2 separate regions of the Homo sapiens genome follow, and region 1 is linked to region 2. Evidence: chromatin loops called from intact Hi-C (ENCODE). Cell type or tissue: mammary epithelial cell. All regions are shown on one strand. Links, peaks and the distances in the headings refer to the core of each region. The heading gives the core; the rest is flanking DNA. Region 1 has its middle 15 kb from the start of TM2D3. Region 2 overlaps PCSK6 (proprotein convertase subtilisin/kexin type 6).

Region 1 (8,939 bases), core at 444-8,443, 280 kb after region 2:
CTGCACAAGGTGCAAATGTACCCTAAAACTTAAAGTATAATAAAAAAAAAATTTTCTTAAAAAAAAAAAAGAAAACTTACCACAAAATTTAGAACTGAAAAATAAAATATGTGAATAAAAAGAAGCTGTCACTGAATGGGTTGAATAGCAGGTGGAGACAACATTAGAAACAATGAATCTGAGGCTAGATCAATATAAATTATCCTAAATAAGGAGAAAATAAGACTTTAAAATGAATAGAATCTCACAAACACGTGGGACGATAACAATCTAAAATTAATGTGATCAGAGACTCAATGGAAAAGAGAGTGTGGTGCCCAAAAATATCTGAAGAAAAAATGATTGAAAATTTCCCAAATTGGGCAAAAGACATAAGTTGACAAATTTAAGAGATTGAGCAAACTCCAAGCAGGATAAATCCAAATAAATCCATGCCCAAATACATAACAATAAAACATCTGAAAACTAAAGACAAATTTAAAACTTTTAGAAACAGCCAGAAAACAATTATTACCTACAGCATTAAAACTATTCAAATGACAGCATATTTTTCAGCAGAAATCATGAAGGCCAGAAGGACGTGTCATAAGACTTTTCAAGTGCTGAAAGAAAAAGAAAAACTGTCACCCAGAATTCTATGTTTGGCAAAACTAACTTTCAAGTATGAGGGTGAAATAAAGATATTCTCAGATGAAGAAAATCTAAGAAAATTTGTTACCAGCAGAACTGCCTTAAAAATTTTTTTGCTGGAGGAAGTAATTCCGACAGAAAATAAATGATAACAGAAGGAAATGTGGAACGTTTGGAATGAAGATGAGCCTCGGAAAGGATATATTACTTTTCTATTGCTTTATAACAAATTACTAGAAACTTGGAAGCTTAAAACAACACGTTGTGGATGAATATTTTGGGCATCGCTTAGCTGGATTCTCTGTTTCAGGGTGTCACCAGGTTACAACACAGGTGTTGGTGGGACTGTGTTCCTTTCTGGATCTTGGAGTCTTCTTCCAACCTCATCACACTGTTAGAAGAATTCAATTCCTTGCAGTTGTAGGAGTGAGGCCCTCAGATCCCGAAGGACACCCACAGATTTTGCAATGTGTTCCTGAATAAGCAGTTCCTATCAGACCATCTTTCTTCTTCAAGGACTGCTGTGGTTAGGGACGCTCATCTGCAACAACACAGTGTAATTCAGCACTTCTCATGCTCTTCTTCTCACGCTCCTCAAAAATCCACCTTTTTCAGGGTGATGTCAATGAAGTCCAACAGTGAGCTGAACATGAAGCCCCACCTGGGCCTGCAGACTATACCCAAAAAGAAGAAGAATTTAAAAGAAAAAACAATTAGTTCTTATGACATAATATCCAACATGTCCAGGAGACAATAAAAAATCCATATACCAAGAACCAGGACATTCACAACTTGATTGAGAAGAGATGATCAAAAGGTGCCAGCGTTGAGAAGACTCAGACATTGGGATTACCTGACAAGAATTTTAAAGCAACTATCATGAAAATGCCTCACTGAGCAATTACTAACACTCTTAATACAAATAGAAAGTAGAAAATAAATAGAAGATATAAAAAGGTACCAAGGGAAATTATGTAACAAAAAATATAATAATTGAAATTAAAAACTCACTGGGCTGCCTCAGTAGTGGACAAGAGATGATAGAGGAACGAAAAATCGATGAACTCAAAAGCATATCAATAGAAATGTCCAGTCTGGGCCAGGCATGGGGACTCATGCCTGTAATCCCAGCACTTTGGGAGGCCGAAGCAGGTGGATTACTTGAGGCCAGGAGTTCAAGACCAGCCTGGCTAACATGGCAAAACACCGTCTCTACTAAAAATACAAAAATTAGCCAGGTGTGGTGGTGCATGCCTGTAATCCCAGCTACTCAGGAGGCTGAGGCAGGAGAATTGCTTGAGCCTGGGAGGTGGAGGTTGCAGTGAGCCGAGATCGCAGCACTGCACTCCAGCCTGGGCGACAGAGCAAGACTCCATCTCAAACAAACAAACAAACAAACAAAAAACTGAAAAGAGAAATACAGAAAGCCACCATTAGAGTTGGAGACTGCAACATTTCTCTGTCAGTAATTGACAGAATAAGAACACGGAATATTGGCAAAGATAGAAAAATGCTGAAAAATACTATCAAGCAAATTGACCTAATCGTCACTGATAAAACACATGACCTGGACCAGTGGAATACACATTATTTTCAAGTGCACATGTAACATTCAGCATGATAGACCGTATGTGAGCCATAAAGCAAATCAACAAATTTAAAATAACTAAAATAATACAAATTTTATTCTCTTACCACAGTGAAAACCAGCTACAAACTAAGTACAAAAATATATCTTGAAAATGTCTTTGAGGACATTTTTAAGACCAATAACTCATTTAAACAATTATCTTTAAATGCTTTATTTAAAAATTATCTTTTGGGCCAGGTGCAGTGGCTTATGCCTGTAATCCCAGCAGTTTGGGAGGCCAAGGCAGGAGGCTCACTTGAGCCCAAGGGTTCAAGACAAGCCTGGGCAACATAGTGGGACCCTACCTCTAGAAAAAAATTTAAAAATTAGCCCACCATGGTGATGCAGACCTGTGGTCCCAGCTACCCGGGAGGCTAAGGTGGGAGAATCTCTTGAGCCTGGGAGGTGGAGATTGCAGTGAACTGAGATCGTGCCTCTGCACTCCAGCTTGGGTGACAGAGCAAGACCCTGTCTCAATAATAATAATATAAATCTTTTGACCAAAAGGAATTCAAAAGTGAAATTATAAAATATTTTAAATTATACATAATAGAATTTGTGAAATGTTCTCAAAGTTCAGACGGAAATTTATAGCATTACTTATAATACTTATATTAGAAAAGGAGAAATGTCTCAAATTAGTGACCCAAGCATCTACCTTAAGAAACTAGGGAGAAAAAAGGAATACTGTTTGCAATCTGTGAGCATTTTTTATATTTAGTGATTAAAATCACAGCCTGGCTACTATCAGGGCCATTTTCCACTTTCTCAGCATGAACTCACTTTTGGTGCCACATTTCTTTTACTGTGAAATAAATTCTTTGATCAGAAGCAATCTTGTGTGAAACAGTGAATAAAGCTAGAGAAGGCGAATCCGTGTTCAAAGTAAGCATCTATTCCAGTGTGGACAAATCAACGTTCCCTGCTTGATGGGGAGGGGCGGGGGTTCAGTGGAATCATCTCTTTGTGCTTATATTTTTGTGCACAAGAATATGACATGCTTCATGAAAGGAAGAACTTAGCTTAGTGCTAAATCCCCAGGGCTCAGGAGGGTGCATGCCACATAGGGGCTCAGTACTTTCGCTGAATGAAGAAATACGCTTAAGTGTTCTATAGTACAGAGTTTTCGCAGGGGCTTTTCCTGTGTTTCTTGGATTATATTTTCCTCAAGATGAACTCTTCATCTTTCTTTCGCAGACTGTGTTTCTTCCTGTCTTTCCTTTCATCTGGGTTCTCTCGTTCCCCTTCTATCATATGTATGTGTGGTTACTGAGCCGTTTCTTTTTTTTTAAGACCGCTTTATTAAGAAGTAATTTATATGCTGTAAAGGTTACCAGCTTAAAGTGTAACTGGCTTTCTTCCCTTAGCACCGTGTTTTTGAGGTTTATTCACCTTATGGTGTGTATCAGTACTTCATTCCTTTATGTGATGAAATAGTATTCCATTATATGAATGAACTACATTTTGTTTATGTATTATTCATCAGTGGGACATTTGGGTTGTTTCCACTTTTTTACTATGAATAATGGTGCTGTAAACGAGTTTTTTAGTGTATGTCCTAAAACCTAAAATAACAATAGACAGATAGGCTCTCCAAAGGAGTTTATCTGGGATTGGTGGGGGATTGCAATCCAAGATACCCATGCCACAATGAACCAAGAAACACCCAAAGATGCTGGGGTCAAGGCAAACTTTTATAAAGACAAAAAGGAGAAAGTCATGTAAGCTGGTTTGAAACAAAAACTCTTGACTGTTGAAGCTCATAGCTCCTCATTGGTCACGCTGGCTGTTGCTGGGGAGATGTCTTCACAGCAGCAGCTTAACATGGAGTGTTTATGGTTTCCAGGGAGTCCTTGTAATAGTTCTTATCATAGGTACATGTGCGTGAGTACTCCTCCTTCAGGGCCTCCCGGATTCATTTTGCTAGGGTTTGACCTAAGTGACCCCATTTTGGTGCTGACAACTTTCACAACATATCTCCACTTCTCTTGGGTGTATACCTAGAAGATTCCCCAAGTCACATGGTAACTCTATGTTTAACATTTTCACAAATTGCCAGACTGTTTTCCTGGGCAGCTACATCACTTTACATCCCCACCAGCAATATATGAAGGTTCCAATTTCTCCACATTCTCATCAATACTTGTTATTGTGTTTTCTTTTTCTTTTATTTTTTAGAGACAGTGTCTCGCTCTGTGGCTCAGGCTGGAGTGCAGTGGTGTGGTCACAGTGTCGATGAAGAGTCCAACTCTGTAAAATATTTGAAGAGATTTATTCCGAACCAAATATGAGTGAGGCACAGTATCAAGAGGTCCTAAGAACATGTGCCCGGTGTGGTCCGGCTACAGCTTGAATTTATACATTTTAGGGAGACATAAGACACCAGTCAATACATGTAAGATGCAGACTGGTTCCATCTGGAAAGGCAGGACAGCTCGAAGCAGGGGCTTCCAGATCATGGGTAGATTCAAGGATTTTCTAATTGGCAATTGGTTGAAAGTGTTATTGTCTAAAGACCTCTAATCAACAGAGGGGAGTGTCTGGGTTATGATAAGGGATTGTGGAGACCAAGGTTCTTATCATGCAGATGAAGCCTCCAGATTGCGAGCTTCAGAGAGAATAGATTGGAAATGTTTCTTAGACTGAAAAAGGTGCCAGATTTGTGACTGATTCTCTGCTGTGTCAGGGAAAAGACCTGAAAGGGAAGGGGATTCTTTGCAGAATGTAGATTTTTCCAAGAGACAGCTATGCGGGGCCATTTCAAGATATGGCAAAGAAACATATTTGGGGTTAAAATATTTTGATTTATCTGTCATGTGATGTTATGCCAGAGTCAGGTTGGAAAGTAAGCCACATCACATAGGGTTAAATAAAACTGCTTTGAGATTTTATAAGGTGCAACTCCCCAGCCCCTTAGATAGGAATTTGGGCAAGAGGGAAAAAAGGTCAGAGTTTAGTCCTCAGTAGCTAACTGTAACTCCACCTCCTGGGCTCAAAGATCGCTCCCACCTCAGCTTCCCAAGTAGCTGGGACCACAGGCGCACACCTGCTTATTTTTATTTATTTTTTTTAGAGACAGGCGTAACTACGTTGCGCAGGCAGGTTAAGAATGCCTTTTATTATAGTCATTCTAGTGGGTGGTGAGTCATTTCATTTTGTTCTCATGTAAAAGGACAACTTCATAATATGTGAACAAATTCCCTTGGTTTTCTCTTCGAGCATTTTGCAAGTTGTATTTTGTGTTCTATTCTACATTCCGTGCCCTGATAGCTAGGAGTGAGGCAGGGAAAAGCTCAGCTGAGACTATATCTTTGCTAGAATATCTGGTCTCTGGTTTCTTGACTAGGATTTTCTAAATGTCCTGAATCAAAGTTTCCTCCCCAGGGAATGATGCAATGACCCCTGGGGGTCACCCCAGGCTTTGGATCCTTTATCTGGTTCAGCAGGGAACCCCTGAACCCATCAGAGTCCCTCCTGTTTGTTCACGAGCCCTCTCTCACTGGTCTCTTCCCAGCAGCCCTTTTCACTTCCCCCAGCAGTAACAGGAGAAAGATATAGATACCTCTCTTTCTCCGAATTAACCTGTTTTTCCTCACCAGTGAGACCCCCCCACCTTTTTTTTTTTTGGAGACAGAGTTTCGCTCTTGTTGCCCAGGCTGGAGTGCAATGGTATGATCTCGGCTCACAGCAGCCTCTGCCTCCCAGGTTCAAGCAATTCTCCTGCCTCAGCCTCCTGAGTAGCTGGGATTACAGGCACCTGCCACCACGCCCACCTAATTGTTTTGTATTTTTAGTAGAGACGGGGGTTTCACCATGTTGGCCAGGCTGGTCTCGAACTCCTAGCCTCAGGTGATCTGCCCGCCTCGGACTCTCAAAGTGCTGGGATTGCAGGTGTGAGCCACCACGTCTGGCCTCCAGTGAGACTTTCTGAGTTTTGTTGCGCCAGCAGGGCCATTTGCGGGAGTAATCTTACACACCTGAGCAATAATTTTTTTTCCCTGTATTCACAATTTTTTGACGTTTTTGGCATTTGGCTGTATCCTTTTGCTTGTTCGCTGTGGAGTTTTCATTTGTTTGCTGGTTTTGGGCAGGAAGGAGGTGCTGGCTTTTCCTACAGTGTGTTTATCATTTAAGTATTTGAGAAGGGAGATGCTGCAATCCAGCTGCACTCTACCACTTTAAAAATTCTCAGCAATACTTTTAGGTGTTTAGCTTACTCCCAGCAATTCCTCCTTACTCATTCATCAAACTCCTAGTCACTGTGCACCTGCTGCATGGCCGGCAGGGCTCTCAGAGCTGAGCTACAGCAGAGAACCAGAGCCCTGCCTTCGTGGAGCCTTAGTAAATTATGTCCACGTGTCTCCATCAAAGCGTATTTTGCATAAAAGTGTTGTGTTTATGGAAGACAATTTCAATACATTTAAAAGAATTTAAATCAAATTTGCCTAGGTTACAAAATTAACCAATAGGTCTAGTGCATAGCATCACTACAGTTATCATATTATAAATTTGCTAAGAGTAGATTTTAAGTGCTCTTACCATGAAAGAAACGCATACGATGTATATACAATAAAAGTTTAAAAAATGTGTCTACCCCCTAACATTCATGTGACACTTCATACTCTACCAAAAGGGCAGAACAGAGGGGAAGCTTTAGAGCAGGAGCGGAGGAATCTGCCTCCATTTTTCCTGGGTGTTTTTTTTTTTCCTTTTTATGCATATTCTACTTATGTAGTGCCTTCATTTTCAGGCTTTTTCAATGTTGTATTTGAGAAGCTGCATCAGGTACAGCTCATTTTCCACTCATTGCTTACAGGATGAATTAAAATCATTTGCATATTCCGTAGCTGATGATATATGCCCAAAATAAATGCAAGTCTGGCATAAGGCATTAAAAAAAAAGTACAGAGAAATGAAGTTGTGTGGCATAGAGAAGGTATTTTTACATTTTAAAATCTTGAAGCATAAGATCTTTGAAAAAATCTTTTTATACGCACCATAAACCAGTTGTTCCTCAGCAATTTGCAGAAATCAGATCAACATGGTGTTACAGACAAATATTTACTTGAAGCCAATTTCTATATATTATCTCCTTGCAGCCACCTCAACTGCCAGTCCCTGGAATTGTACACAGTCCCTTCAAAACCTTGAGGACACCCGTGGCATTAACTCAGCAAATAAATGAGAGCCTCTGTGTGCACGGCATTGTTCTAGGGACAATGGAGGGGGTAGACATAAATAACCCAGCACCTTCCCGTGAGGCATTACTGGGGTAAATGGAAGAGAGCTGACAAAGCAAGGTAGAGATTCTTAAGGGGAAATCATGACAGATGGCCTGCTGCAGTGATAAATTCTGAGTGTCTAGAGAACTATCAATAGAGGATGGTTGACTGATATGGTTCCCAACCTGTGTGAACAGGATGGCTATCTAATCATATCCCTGGGTCAGAGCCCATAGCTCACACATGATGGACTGAGTATTTGTGTCTTTTCCACCCCAAATTCACATGTGGAAATCCTCACCACTGTAATGATGGTATCAGGAGGTGGGACCTTTGGGAGGTGATCAGGTCATGAGGGTGGAGCTCTCAGGATTGGGATTAGTGCCCTTATAGAAGAGGCCCCAGAGAGATCTTCCCTGCCTCTACCATGTGAGGATGTGAGAAGATGTTATGAGGAAGAAGGCCCTCACCAGATACCAAATTTACCAGCACCTTCATCTTGGACTTTCTAGCTTCCAGAACTCTTAAGAAATAAATTTCTGTTGTTAAGCCACGCCGTTTATGGTATTGTTATAGCAATCCTGAAAATCTAAGACAGCAGAGGAATAGAACCTGAAGGTCAGACTCCAACATGGCATTTTGCTGCCAGCAGAGGCCCATGGGATTTGCTACAAGAGATTGCACCCACACTCCCTAGTGCCCTTTGAAAGTATAGTTTTACTTTGCAGTTTCTTTTTGGGGCTGTGTATGAGTTCATCGTTCATAAATTTGTTTGTACTATTTGAAAATCTCTTCGTATTTCCTGCTAGTTCTGTCTCAGGCCATCAGCTCTATCAAAGTCCTTGATCTGAAGCATTCCTGACTGGCTTACATCCTTCAGGTTCCAAGGGCTATGCCCTTGTGCAAACTTTTTAGGATTTGGGAACAAGTTCATTTATGCCTCCTTTCATGGATTCTGAATCTTTGAGCTTTACTCTCAGACACTGCAGCTTCATTATCTAATTCAGGCCCCAGAGCCACAAAAATGGTTAATCAAGGATGCTGTTACCTATTTCCACCAAGGGCAATGCATACTTCCTACTAACTTCCCACCGACTCCCTGGTTCCACCTTGCATGGTTGCTCAACAGGGAAGTATTAGATTCTCTTCTACACAGAGCTACATAAGGAGACTCAGGAGACATTTTTATTATAGTTAGCAAAGGGGCTACTTCTTGAAGAAAAGATCGTCTTCTAAAGAAACACCTGCTCAATCAACAGTTTAACGGATACAAAAAGTGTGTCTTTGCTCTCAGAAAGAAAGGTCCACATAAACCGGGTTACTCCCATCCTGAAGAACTGCTCATGCTCTGTGACAAGTTCCTCGTAAACAAAACAAAACAAAACCAGTTTTTTTTTCTGTTTCTGGAACTAGAATGGGGAAGCAAATGTAATGGGGATGCGCCACCTAGCGACGAG
Region 2 (8,939 bases), core at 559-8,558:
TTGGAGGCTCGGAGCATGGAAATGGCCTGCCGAGGTCCGCAATGACCAGTGGTGGAAGATGGATCTGAGAAGCAGGCCGCTCTAGAGCTCAGCCTTGTGTTACACTGGGTCTTGAAAAGGAAGCATAAGCCAATATGCACCACACACATACACACACCCACATATCCACATGCACACACACACAGATACATGTACAAGTATACACATATACCTAATGCCCACATATACACACATACATATCCACATAGACATGCACATGGACACACAGATACATACAAGCCCACATACACACATACATACTTATACACAATACTCTCCCTCACACATGCACACATATATACACCCAAGCACACACTCCCATACACACGTCCAGTAACTGTCTAGAGCACCTTCAGTCAAACGTAAAAGAAACTACGTGTCTTTTTACACTTTAAACAAAGTGTAAAATCCCTGTCTCTACGTGTCCCACGGCACATTGAGCATTTACTCCTCACAAGTGAAGAACTGAAGTGTATTTGCTGTAAAGCAATGAAATCTTTACATCGTTAAATTTACTTGTGCCATGTAAATCTCTCAGACAGTCTTGCATTCTGACCTCTTCGGAAGAAATGTTTCCCATACATGTGCTTTTAAAAACTCTTCACGTAATGGAAATTCTCAAATAAACATAAAATGGAGAAAACAGTACAATGAGTCCCCGTGCCCCATCACACAGTCCCAAGAATCCCCAACCTTTTCTCAATCTGGTTTCGCCCACCCTCTTCCTACTCTCCCACTCCTCACCCCCACCCTCTGGAATAGTTTAAAGCACAAATCATAGGCATCGTGGTCATGTCTTCATTTGTAAATACCATGATATGCATCACTAGCAAGAATAACTTTTCCTGAAACTTTAATTCCTTATTATCATCTACCCTGATTCTATACTGATTTGTAACAGCGAGATAAAATAGCACCCAGTGCCTGCTGGAGAACACGTAGGTGCTAATCATCATCCTATTCCTCTCTCGTTCTTTTGATAAATTGGACTTCTTTCCTAGATTGGTGGGAATCTGGAAATAATGCTGTTGAAATAATCTGGAAAAACACAGCACATGTGGGTTGCTGCTCTTTTGGAAACAGATGAAAGATCAGAGAAAAAAGAAATTTTAATCAGGGAGAAAGTGAATTCTCAGAGTTCAAGAGTGACACAGGATTTTTTAAAGTGCCATCAATTGTCTCAGACAGTCTATTTATTACTATGTGAATACCAAGTACGTAAAACCCTTTGGAACCATGAAATAAGATACATGGTGTCAATTATAGAGAGAAGATTGGAAAGCATGCCTGATTATTTTTTCTATTTAGACATTGATGTCTCACAATTCTCCCTGGCAGGGGAAGACTGTGGGAGGTGCCCCAGCACCTTAGGTAGGCTCCTGGTTACAAAGGGAGGGCTAGGCCAACTCAGTAAAGTTTGGGCCCTGTACATAGCCCTGGTCAAACTGCCTGCAGGGCACACTCAGCTGGGCTCTTGGGGTGGAAGAAGTGAAGAACAAGGAAACACCCCTCACACCCATGCCTACCCAGCAGACCCGGCATGGGGCAGGTGTGCAGACAAGGTAAGTGTGTGCTGCATGAACAGGAGAACACCATGCAGATGCCCCTTAGTGCTGACAAAGCCAAGCTCGATTCCTGCAGAGCACTTTGCATGCATCCGGCATGCCCATGGGGGCCCCAGGTCATGAGGAGGTGCAGGGACCTTCCTGCACCTGAGGGTGCCGAGCGGGATGTGGCCCTGGGTGGGGAGGCTGGCCTGACCTTGGCAGGTGCACAGGCTCTGCCTTGTCGTTCAGGTGCAACCACCAACGTAGGCTCCGAGGCAAGAAGGGCGGGCTGGGAAGGCTCCTCTCTTCAGTGACTTGGTCTGGGTCTCACTTCTGCACAGCCCTATCTTACAGGAGAGGAGACCCAGCGCAGAGGCCAGAGAGACAGGAAAAGCGGAGGCAGGAGGATCCAACCCCAGGCCTGTCTGATGTCTGACGTGGGAGAATGAAGCATACATGTTTCTCAGAGAATAGACACTTTCTGCATTCTGGGTCCAAACTTAAAATCTCGGGCATTTTGGATGGCAACTCTCTTAAATGCAGCCAAACTTCTCCGACAGATGTTCTGCAGGACGAGCCATCGCCCCAGCTCTGCCTGCACCGTTGCCAGCTCCGTTCGTAGCCTTGCAGGCTCTGTGCGTAACGGCTGGAGTAGCAAGCTCACCCACGGTGGAAGCTGCCCCCTCTTCCACACCCACACTGTGCACTGCAGGGGCAAGGTCCTAGTGTTCCCAAATCTGGAGCTAAGTAGAGTTCAATAAAGGTGTGCTGGGCTGGGTGCAGTGGCTCACCCTGTAATTGCAGCACTTTCGGAGGCCGAGGTGGGCAGATCACCTGAGGTCAGGAGTTCAAGACCAGCCCGGCCAACATGGCAAAACCCTGTCTCTACTAAAACTACAAAAAAAAAAAAAAAAAAAAAAAAATTAGCCAGATGTGGTGGCAGATGCCTGTAATCCCAGCTACTTGGGAGGCTGAGGCAGAAGAATCGCTTAAACCTGGGAGGCAGAGGTTGCAGTGAGCCGAGATTGCGCCGTTGCACTCCAGCCTGGGCAACAGAGCGAGACTGTCTCAAAATAAATAAATAAATAAATAAATAAATAAATAAATAAATAAATAATATAGGTGTGCAGGAATAAATGAAGAGCTGTTAGTATCTGCAAATGCTGCAAGACTGCAAAGCAGGATTCACACTCGATTCCATTCCTAAATTGCCTCCTGGAAGAGAGTGATCCTGGGAGGACCCAGATCCTTGGCCTGGGAACTGAAGAGGAAAATGGATGACTGATGTGCTACTCAACCTTTAAAAATGGCTTTAAAACTAATTACCTAAGCCACGTTCAATCTGACAGGAGGTATTATTGGAGCTAGCGCATCAGTCAGATCACTTAATTACTTCATAAATCCTGGGTCTTAGCATAGATTTTAAAGCACTTTTACACAGAACACCATTGGAGCAGTTTTTTTCTTTTCATTTTCTTTTAAAGCAATTAACTTGCAGAGATTTGCAGGAGATTGAAATGAACACCACAGAAACGAAGCACCCTGCCCCAAGCACAGGTTCTTGGAATGCCTGTAGAGAAGTGAGGACTGCCTGCTTTTCTGGTCTACGCGTGTGTGTGTGCTGCACTGTGCCTGGCACTGAGGCTGGTGGTGACTGTGCACTCACAGGCCACCCTCACCAGACAACCAGGGAGTGGAAGATCCTGCCCATTTGAGATCAGTTCATACCTCGGCATCGACGAGGCTGACAGGCAGCTGACTCGATGCTGACGATGCTGACCAGACCTGCATTTTCCTGGCTGACCAGCCCTGCATTTTCCCGGCCTCTAGAGCTCTGAATCCTGGAGCTAGAGGGCAACCTAGGTCTTCTCTGTCACCTTCCCAGGCTGAGGTCCCCAACAGGCACTATCAGCTTGACCTGAACATTCAGTGCTGGGGCTGGTCCTGCCTCCCTGTGTACACAATAGCGTCATAGCGTGCAGGCAGGCTGGGCTTCCCTCTCCACCCATGCACTGATGAGAAGCCTCGGCCAGCGGCCGTCCTGCCCACCTGGCGTGGCCTCACAGGCATGCTCTGGGGGTAGGTCTTATTGCGAACAATGCCTACGTTGGGTCCCGGGTCTTTGGGCACAGCATAACCAGTGCCTTGGTGAGCTCTGGGTAGACACGGATTTTCACCCTTCCTCCTAGGGGGTGCTTCCTGGCTCTCTGGTGGTTGATAGAGATCTTCTCAGACTCTCCTCCACACCTCAATGCCCGTCCACTGCAGGCCCCCATCCACACTGACGCCTTCTGTGGGCACCAGAGCATCCTCCCAGAGGCAGCAGGCCCTTTCCTTATGTCGGCCTGGCCAGGAAGCTCCCACCTCTGCTCTGCACTCATGGAAGGGCCCAGACCTGCCCCTGGAAGGAGGGGAGTTAGGGCAGGTCATCGCTGAGGACTGTCTCGGCCTGACATCCCCGTCGCTTGCCCAGTGGATCGGGTGGGGAAGCCTGGCTCGTCACTGCTGAGCCCCTCTGTGGTCCCTCCCAGGGCCTGGGGAGCAAGGCCAGCCCTGAGAAGTCTCACCCCTGGGGGTAGGCGGAGTAAGGCAGGTCATATGTGGGCAATGCCTGGCACTTCATTCTACAAAAGGACAGCCGTACCCTTGGGGCAGTCGCCATCTCCTAATGGCCTGTATTTTCTATGCTACTAAGATAAAAAAAAACAAAGTGACACTGGGGAACTCCTGAGAATCTGGCCTTAGGCAGACCCTTCCTCACAAGCCCTTCCTTGTTTCTTTCAGCCGGAAATCCCTGTTTGCTCCACTGAACTTGGGGCACTCCTCTGGGTCACTGGTGGCCCTTGGGCCCTTGTGCATGGTACTATTGGTTCCTGAAATCCGAAATGTTCCCAACTAGCCTGTGGGCTCCTCAGGGGCAGGAACTGTGTCTTGGAGCCTCTCTGTGCCCGAGCACTGGCATAGCATCTGGCACATGGCAGGACCTCTGCAAAATGCATCGGAGACATGTCTGTTAGGATACGCAGACCTCCCATTTTGACATTTCAGGAACAGCCGGAAGAGGTACCATTCATCTGGAGGCTGAAGAGGGCTTATCCTGGATCAACCTCAAAAGCACTGGGCCCATACGCCAACCTGGAAAGGGCCGCTTGGCCTTTGTTTGAGCCCCTCTGACCCCTTTTGGCTTCACTCCATCACTCCCTTCCCTCACCCTGGGAGGATCCAGCCGCCATGCTGAACAACAAGCTCAGAGGCTGGCCCTGGAATGAAGTGAGCAGGGCAGGTTGGGGAGACTCAGTTGCAACTGCAGTGTCCCATGTGAGGGCCACATGGATTTCCACTGTGGAGAGATGCTGGTGGGACCCAGGCTCCCAGGCTAGCTCTCACTGTGCTTGGGGAGGATGCACAGAGCCTGTGGGTGACAGGAAGGCGCCCGTCCTCCCCACACACAGCAGGGAGGGCTTGCCGTGCGTCAGCTGTGGCAGGACGCATGCCTGTACTTGCTGTTTCTGGACCACATTCAGGAGTGGCAGTTGTCTACAGGGTAAAGCTTGCATGGAATGAACTGACTCCAGACGCCCTTGCAGGAATGTGCATACTCTCTGTGATGACACTGGAGAATGTGTCCCCGCCCCCCAAATTCCAGTAGGCCCTAGAAGGTCAGAGCTGGAAGGTACCACAAGGTGTTTATTCTGCACCCGTCTCAACCTTCTGAAAGCAAAGATCCAGTTTCTACCCACGCTGAGGGGTGGAGATCGACCTGTGTCAAGACTTCATTTGGGGCTACCCTCAGGAAGTATTTCTTGTATCCACTAATCCTGTGTCCTCTGTAGCACACAGAGCATCTGGTCATGTGGTGGTTACAGAGGGTTCCAACTGGACTAATTAATCCGCCAACACCTATTGGGCACCTATCATACACCATGCAGCAGGAGGCTCTCAGGGCACAGCAGGACCGGAAGGAAGGAAGGCTGCAGATGGCAAGCCCATCAGTGCTAAGGCCAAGGCCAGAGCTGCTGAGTGCCATGCAGGCAGCAAGCAGGGAGCTGATATGGCAGCATCTGGCTGGGCAGGAAGCAGTGTGGCAGGTGCACAGGTGTGCAGGGCATGCGGTTCCGTGCTGTGCACCACTGCAAGCCTAAAGCTCGCTCAGCACCCACACGCAACAGGCTCCAAACGTGTGAATCACTGTTATATAAACAGATCTCCTTCCATTGCTCATACAGCTTGAAAGGCTGACGATACTTAATATACCTAATCCGAATTTGGATTTCTAGCTCAGTCTTCCCTCTCACCTCCAGGTACATATCTCTGCCTGGACTTGTGTAAGTATCTTTGATTTAACCCACCCAAATCCAAGCTCCTGATCTTCTCTCCAGCATCTTCCCCCCCTGCAATGTTCCAGATCTAGGAAACTAGGACTCCATTCTTCTACTGTGCAGGACAAAAACTCTGAAGTCATCCATGCCCCCTCTCTCCTCTCACAGCCCACATCTGATCCATCTACACATCTCTCGACCCTGCTTTCAGAATCTGACTGCTTCATACACTCCACTGATGCTGCCCCGTCGGAGTCACCTTCACCTGATATTGCAATGACCTTCTAACTGGCTTCCCCGCCTTTGTTCCTCTCCCACCCTCACTTCCGTCTATTCTGACCAGCTGTCAGCCTATTAACACAGAAGTTCAGATCACCTCTGTCCTCTGCCTAAAATCTCTCAGTGACTTCCAACCAAGTCCCTGTGAGGGCTGACAAAGCCCAGTGCGATCTGGTCCCTATGCTCTCAATGCCTGGTCCTGTCCTATTCTGCTCCTCTTCCCACTGCCCCCTGCAGCCTCGGGGGCCTCTCTGCTGTGCCTGGAACACACCAGACACACTCCTGCCCGGGGGCCTTAGCATCCCCTGGAACACACCAGACACACTCCTGCCCGGGGGCCTTAGCATCCCCTGGAACACACCAGGCACACTCCTGCCCGGGGGCCTTAGCATCCCCTGGAACACACCAGGCACACTCCTGCCCAGGGGCCTTAGCATCCCCTGGAACACACCAGGCACACTCCTGCCCGGGGGCCTTAGCATCCCCTGGAACACACCAGGCACACTCCTGCCCGGGGGCCTCAGCATCCCCTGAACGCTTTGCTTGGAATGCCCTTTTCCCAGATGTCTGCAGAGCTCACCCCCTCATCTTCTTTGAGCTTTACTCAAATGTCCCTTCCCTGAGGCCTTCCCGGTACACCCTGAAATGCCCTTGTCACCCTGCCCTGCTTCATTTTTCTCCTTAGAGCTTCTCATCATCTAATGGACAACAGCTTCCTGCCTGGTAATCTTGTTTCACGGCCTCCTCTGCCTTCCAGAATGTAAGCTTAGCATCTGTTTTGTTCACCAGTGCATCCCCAGTGCTTAGAACTTGGTAAATGCTCAATAAGTATCTGTTGAGTGAAGGCTGTGTTCTTGGAGGGGAGTATTCTTTGAATAAACTGATGAATTCCACTTCCTAATGTTTTATTTAAGACTTCCGTATCCCTATTCAAATTTGCCTATAGTTCTTTCTCTCTCTTTTTTTTTTTTTTTTGGCATATTGATCAATTTCTCTTCACTCTTATTTCCCTCTAGTGATCTGGAAGGTTGGCATCCTGTTTTAAATCTTGATTATCTCTCTATTATAGGAAGATATTTGAGTTTATATGTCTCTATCAGTGCTAAGAGTAAGACATAATCCATCACCCCTCCCACTAAATGTGGAATCAGAATCTCAGCAAATTTTTATTCCTCCCCATTCTCATCCCCTGCCTTTATGTTTCTGTAGGAGTGTAAGGTGGGAGAGTGGGTAGGACATCCACCACAGGCATTCAGATAAGACCCCTCCATGAGGCCAGGTCTGAGCTGCAGCCATGGGAAGCCCTAGGGACAGCTGTCCCCAAGGAGGGAGCAGCACGTGCCAAGGCCCCATGGAGGTAAGACCAGGCATGTTAGGGGAACAGAACGGAGGTCAATGATGAGGCGCAGGAAATGATTCACGGTGGAGAGGTGCTAGCAGGATGTGCAGGTCAGGCTAAGAGATTTGGGTTTTGCTCTAAGAGCTGTGGGAGGTCATTAAAGTTAGCAGGGGTGCATCATTTTCTGAATTATATTTTAAAAGGATCATTGGATGCTGGGTGGAGAGTGGCTCTAGCCAGTAGGGGTTGAGGCAGGGGGGCCAGTGGAATGAGGAGGTAAGACACTATAGGGGACTGAACTGAGGCAGTGGGCAGACTGAGATATATTCTGGAAGCAGATGGTGAAGGAGACAAAGAAGAATTAAAGGTTCACTCCTGGGATTTGGCCAAGCAATGGAGTGCAAGGTGAAGCTTTTTTTTTTTTTTTTTTGAGTTGGAGTCTTGCTCTATCATCCAGGCTGGAGTGCAGTGGCGCAATCTCAGCTCACTGCAAGCTCCACCTCCCAGGTTCACACCATTCTCTTCCCTCAGCCTCCCAAGTAGCTGGGACTACAGGTGCCCGCCACCATGCCTGGTTAACTTTTTGTATTGTTAGTAGAGATGGGGTTTCACCATGTTGGCCAGGATGGTCTCGATCTCCTGACCTTGTGATTCACCCGCCTCGGCCTCCCAAAGTGCTGGAATTACAGGCATGAGCCACCATGCCCAGCCCAAAGCTATTTACATTAATGTGGAAAGCAAGAAAGAGGCAGTTTGGGAGTTTGTCTAAGGTGCACAAGCTCAGAGCCAGTTAGACCCATGCCCAGAAGCAGGAGGCTGCTGCAGAGCAGGTCTGGGTGCAAGAGGGCAGGGAGAGGCAGCTTTGGGCACCACCAGCAGGTACAAGGTGCTCAGTGTCACGGGGCTGGATGAGATCCCTGGATGGGAACAAAGAGCAGAGGACCCAGGAGTGCGTGCAGGGGTATGTGCGAGAGGATCAGCCAACGAGATGCACAAGGGGCAGCCTGTGAGGTGGAGAGGGCCCCCAGGTGTGGCATCACTGCAGCTGTGCAAGAGGGCACTTCTAGAGGGGGTGAGCTGCCAACGTCGCTGTGTGCCGGGCCCTGCTCTCGGTATCCAGCCTGTCTTACCTGATTTCATCCCACCGCAACCCAGTAACTTGCGTACTATCCCCATTTTCTAGATAAGAAGACCAAGGCCTAGAAAAGCTAAGTGACTTGCCAAGGTCACAGGTATTTGTAAGAGTTAGAGCCAGCATCTACCCCCAGGTAGAAGGGCTCCTGAGCCCCCAGTCTTAACCACTGCACCCTGTGGTCCCCAGAGAGGGTGCTTAGTTTGTTAGAACCATAGACCCTGGCTTTAACAACCTGGGGAGGACAGAGATGGGACCATAGGCTTGGGCAATGTGGAAACGGT

What was found. Hi-C counts contacts between places; a loop is a spot of excess contacts. Peaks named below come from ENCODE experiments on the same cell type or tissue, not always from the same donor. Only the 100,000 strongest peaks of a DNase experiment are listed, where the experiment ranks them.
Region 1: it touches region 2 in a loop (8-fold over the local background); 4 of 110 quality-filtered maps call a loop at or near these places.

What each region holds. Positions count from the first base shown.
Region 1 is chr15:101,632,425-101,641,363 of GRCh38, forward strand. It overlaps a transcript of TM2D3 not described here. Among named protein-coding and RNA genes, the nearest start is that of TM2D3, 15 kb to the right of the region's middle. RefSeq lists a silencer at 8,859-8,939. In mammary epithelial cell, for the core only: no CTCF peak of the experiment used is centred there; a DNase peak (open chromatin) is centred at 5,377; H3K27ac peaks cover 535 bases.
Region 2 is chr15:101,354,022-101,362,960 of GRCh38, forward strand. All of the region lies in intron 13 of PCSK6 (proprotein convertase subtilisin/kexin type 6), which reads right to left. Among named protein-coding and RNA genes, the nearest start is that of PCSK6-AS1, 24 kb to the left of the region's middle. RefSeq lists enhancers at 3,195-4,138, 5,083-6,026, 6,027-6,970, 8,817-8,939. In mammary epithelial cell, for the core only: no CTCF peak of the experiment used is centred there; DNase peaks (open chromatin) are centred at 5,110 and 5,750; H3K27ac peaks cover 1,537 bases.